Linked DNA regions of Homo sapiens: region 1 is linked to region 2. The links are chromatin loops, found by intact Hi-C in ENCODE. Cell type or tissue: endothelial cell of umbilical vein. All regions are shown on one strand. Region 1 holds the start of LOC124909385 (a long non-coding RNA gene). Region 2 overlaps FLNB (filamin B).

Region 1 (2,500 bases), 73 kb after region 2:
GCCTGGATGACAGAGTGAGGCTCCATCTAAAAAAAAAAAAAAAATTAGCTGGGCATGATGGCGCGCACCTGTAATCCCATCTACTCAAGAGGCTGAGGCAGGAGAATCGCTTGAACCCAGGAGGTGGAGGTTGCAGTGAGCCAAGATCGTGCCATTGCACTCCAGCCTGGGTGACAAGAGTGAAACTCCATCTCAAAAACAAAACAAAACAAAACAAAAAAACAAAAATGTTTTTTGAGACAGGGTCTAACTCTTTTGTCCAGGCTAGAATGCAGTGGGACGATCATAGCTCACTGCAGCTCAAACTTCTGGGCTTGAGCGATCCTCCCAATTCAGCCTCCGAAGTAGCTAGGATTACAGGTGCCCATCATCATGCCCAGCAATTTTTTTTTTCTGAAACAGAATCTTGCTTTGTTGCCCAGGTGGGACTTCAATTCCTGATTTCAAGTGATCCTCTTGCCTTGGCCTCCCAAAGTGTTGGGATTCCAGGCATGAGCCACCACACCAGCCCTCTCCTTGTTTCATGACTTTGATAGTATTGAGAATTGGCCTGGTATCCTATAGAATGTTCCCTACACTGGGTTCATCTGCTGGATCTAATTTTCTCATAAATAGGCCTGGCTAATAGCTTTTTTTTTTTTTTTTTTTTTTGAGACAGAGTTTTGCTCTGTCACCCAGGCTGATGTGCAGTGGCATGAACACAGCTCACTGCAGCCTTGACCTCCCACCTCAGCCTCCCGAGTAGCTGGGACTACAGGCATGTTTTCATTTTGGTAGAGACAGTCTCGCCATTTTGCCCAGGCTGGTCTCAAACTCCTGGGCTCAAGCGATCCTCCCATCTCGACCTCCCAAAGTGCTGGGATTATAGGCGTGAGCCACCACGCCCGACCCAGCCTTACCTTTATGACCCCTTAATGGTTTCTCTTATAAACTACCCACATGTCCTCTAGGAAGATGACACCAATATGTGTAGCTACCAGCAATGTACCTCCCTGCCTGATTTGTTGTGGCCTCAGACTAACTTCCTTCCAGGCATGGGCCTATTTGCTGCTGGATTCGACTGCAAAGCCCCATTCCTCTTCCTCACCCTCACCCCCAATTTGGTTTTCTGGCTCCACTCACTTACTGCTAAATCAGCATGACCATCTTTTATTGTATTTATTGTAACAGCCGTTTCTCATGTTTAAACGGCTCCACCCAATCCTAGAGGAACACCAGACCCACATGAGACCTCTATCAGCAGAACTGCTGGTGAAAATGTGAGGAATGTCTCTGTCCTTCCCTGACTCATCAGACCTCAGGATGACCTTCCTTCCTGTGAGTTATCTGCATTGACTTTTGCATCATCTGAGTGTTGGCTTTGGATGATGTCTGGGTGCTTTCTGTAGTGGAAATGGCTGAGGGCTGAGGATGTCTGGAGGCCAGAGCTGGTACCACCTATGCTACTAGCCAGCAAGGTGTCAGCTCAGGGAGGGAATCTCTTTTTTTCTTTTTTTTTTTTATTGACCCGGAGTCTCGCTCTGTCGCCCAGGCTGGAGTGGAGTGGCGTGATCTCGGCTCACTGCAACCTCTGCCTTCCAGGTTCAAGCATATTCTCCCGTCTCAGCCTCCTGAGTAGCTGGGATTACAGGCGCCTGCCACCATGCCTGGCTAATTTTTGTATTTTTTAGTAGAGACAGGGTTTCACCATGTTAGCCAGGCTGGTCTTGAACTCCTGACTTCGTTGATCCACCCGCCTCAGCCTCCCAAAGTGCTGGGATTACAGGTGTGAGCCACCACGCCCGGCCGGGAATTTCTTTTCTTTTCCTTTTTAAAATAGAGACAAGGTCTTGCTCTGTTGTCCAGGCTGGAGTGCAGTGGTGCAATCATAGCTCCTGCAGCCTTGAACTCCTGGGCTGTAGTGATTCTCCTGCCTCGGCTTCCCAAAGCACTGGGATTACAGGCATGAGCCACCACACCTGGGAGTTTCTAAATCTCAGTTTGCCCAGCTGTAAAATGGGATGATAACTTCTCTCTCATAAAGAACAGCTGAAAGTACTTTGCGAAAAGTACAATCACTTCAACTATGAGACCTCAAACCTTCTACTGAGGGCCTAAGGGCAAGATGAGAAGCGAAGGGGTGAGTGTGGGGTGAGTGTAGTCCAGAGCAGCCCTTCTCAAAATACGCTTTTTTGGGAGTGGAGTGGGGGGAGGGGATGGGATCTCAGACCTTAGCTTTAAAATTCTTGAAAACTTGACATTCTATGTGCTAAGGGCAAGGACAGCTTTAGGGCTTATGACCCATGCTCAGCTGTCGCCGAAATTCTTTAAAAAAATTTTTTTTTGAGACAAGGTCTCGCTCTATTGCCCTGGCTGGAGTGCAGTGGTGCGATCACAGCTCACTGCAGCATTGACAGCCCAGGCTCAAGCAATCCTCCCACCCCCTGCATCCCAAGGAGCTGGGACCACCAGCAGCACCACCAGGCCCGGCTAATTTGTTTGTTTGTTTGTTTCTTTGTTT
Region 2 (2,500 bases):
TGAAACTCCATTCCCATTTATTACCAAAACTGGAGCCCTGACTTTCAAGCTTTTTCCTGAGGCCTGAAAGCTGGCCCTTCCAGCTGATGACATCACTGACAAGCTTCTGACAATGGCTCCCTGGAGCCTAAACCTCTGCTAATACCTAGCAAGGGCACATTCTTCATGGGTGAGGTCATATTCAGCTAATTACTCATCTAACCCCCACCCCAGTGCCCAAGGCCACAGCACGGAGATACCACTACACTTTGCTCCTCCTCCAAGGCCCTTCTCGCAGCTGCAAACACCACCAGGCAGCAAACACAAATGGTGGCCATCCCCGAGAAGGCGGTGGGACGTGGGCTTGGAAGATCGTACAAATAAAAATACAAGATATCAGTTACATATTAATTTAGATAAACATCAAATCGTTTAGCATAGGTATGTCCTACGCAACGACTTGTAACTTGTGAGAGCTGTCTGCCACACTTGGAACATACTTATACTAAAAAGTTATTCATTGTCTATCTGAAATTCAAATTTAACTGTATTTTCTCTGGCAATACACAGTGAAACACAGTGGTGGGAACACAGGTGAGTCTCCAGCCCTTCATTTGGCCTATAGGATTTCCTAAACCATTATACAGGACAACAAATGCTCTACCAAAAACATACACAGAGTGAAATGTACTGAGAAGCTGTAAAAGCCAATGTTTAAAATACAAATGAGAGTTACCAGTCACTAGTTACATTTTAAAAATAAAAATTAACACACATACAAACAATTAACTGCTGATTATGTAAGAGCCATGTGTTACCAGCAGGGTATTATAACTGTAAGATGCTATTATTTTTCCCAAAACAGTTCACCAATGAGTGAAAACTGCTGGGGAACAGGATATTCATGTAGTCTCAAAGATTACTTACCAATTACAATCACAGGTTACCTAATCATTATACTAGGAGAAAGGTATTGTTTCAACAGAGAGCAGGCGGACACCACTTGAAGCAGGTGACCACACTTAGCACCACGAAGTAACAGGACAAACTGAGATTGTGAGCCTGTGCTGTGAGGCAGTGGGAAGTACCTATGACCTCAGGAAGTGCCCTAGCCAAAAATATTCAACTTGAATTTAATCACAAGGAAACAGACAGACCTAGAATGTGGAACATTCTACAGCCGAAGACCAGCTGCACTGGCATCACCGGGATGCTGGCTGGAAATGCAGATTCCCAGGCTCCACCCTGTTCTCCAGAATCAGAATGTGCATTTTACCAAGACCCTCCCAAGCACACTTGAGAAACACCAGTTCTACAAGACAACGGGCCTGATTTCTTCAAAAATGACACGGTCACGAAAGACAAAAAAATGTGTAAAAGGCAGGGGGGCTGTTCTTGATTAAAGGAAAAGTTGAGGTATGTGACTTTGAAACCAAATTCAATTGAGTAATCGTTAATTGGTTCCTGGATCCCAAAAAATGCCATTTTTTTTTAAACTGTCATAAAGGACACTTGGGAGCATTTTGGGAAGTTTTACACAAGATGTTATTACTGTATCGGTGCTAACCTCTTGGGTATGCAGTGACGCTGTGGTTAGAAGAATGTCCTGGGAATGCAGAGACACTGTGGTTAGGAGAATGTCCTTTTTCTTAGAGATGCTTGTTGGAGTATGTGGGGGTGAAGGGTCATGATACGAGCTGAGTACTTTCAAATGATTCAATAAAAAACACGCATGTGGCCAGGCATGGTGGCTCACTCCTGTAATCCTAGCACTTTGGGAGGCTGAGGCAGGAGGATCACTTGAGGTCAATAGTTCACGACCAGCTTGGCCAACCCCATCTCTACTAAAAATACAAAAATTAGCTGGGCATGGTGGCCCGTGCCTGTAATCCCAGCTACTCAGGAGACTAAGGCAGGAGAATCGCTTGAACCCAGGAGGCAGAGGATGCAGTAAGCCAAGATCATGCCACTGCACTACAGCCTGGGCGACAGAGCCAGACTCTGTCTCAAAAATAAATTAAAAAAAAAAAAAGTGTGTGATATGCATCTTTAGAGCAAGTGATAGAGCAAGCAAATATGGCAAAACATTAACAATTGGAGGCTCTGGGGAAGGTTATATAAGAGTTGGCTATAATCTTCTTTCATACTATCTATAAGAGTGAGGGTTTCCAGACCAGCCTGGACAACATAGTGAGATCCCATCTCTAAAATAAATAAATAAATAGGGTTGATTGAGGGTTTCCAATAAATTTGGGAGTGGGAAGGAAACATTATTGCTAAAATGAAAACTGTTAAAATAAGTCAAACATCTAGAAAATAAATATAAGAAAAAAGTTCATTACAACTCTGGGTCCTGAGCATCTATATTAATTAACATGCACTAATTTTCTTGGCAATAAAAGAAAACACACTTTCTTCCAGAAACCAATTTTTCTCTTTGGTGTCAAAACATTTAAGAAAAGCAGCAACCACTTAGGTACAGGGAGTTTGAGAAAGTTTGTCTTTTAATCTCCAAATGTAG

What was found. A loop is a pair of places that touch in the nucleus more often than their neighbours do. Peaks named below come from ENCODE experiments on the same cell type or tissue, not always from the same donor. Only the 100,000 strongest peaks of a DNase experiment are listed, where the experiment ranks them.
Region 1: a loop joins it to region 2, with 4 times the contacts of the local background. A loop is called at or near these places in 4 of 110 quality-filtered maps.

What each region holds. Positions count from the first base shown.
Region 1 is chr3:57,973,746-57,976,245 of GRCh38, reverse strand. The region is part of intron 2 of LOC105377104 (a long non-coding RNA gene); the gene reads right to left. LOC124909385 (a long non-coding RNA gene) reads left to right here and starts at 1,214. Exons shown (of 2, transcript XR_007095928.1): 1 at 1,214-1,317. RefSeq lists enhancers at 884-1,420, 1,125-1,626, 2,131-2,500. In endothelial cell of umbilical vein, no CTCF peak of the experiment used is centred here; a DNase peak (open chromatin) is centred at 1,295; H3K27ac peaks cover 2,225 bases.
Region 2 is chr3:58,047,079-58,049,578 of GRCh38, reverse strand. All of the region lies in intron 1 of FLNB (filamin B), which reads right to left. Among named protein-coding and RNA genes, the nearest start is that of FLNB, 40 kb to the right of the region's middle. RefSeq lists an enhancer at 1-889. In endothelial cell of umbilical vein, no CTCF peak of the experiment used is centred here; DNase peaks (open chromatin) are centred at 168 and 1,058; H3K27ac peaks cover 2,500 bases.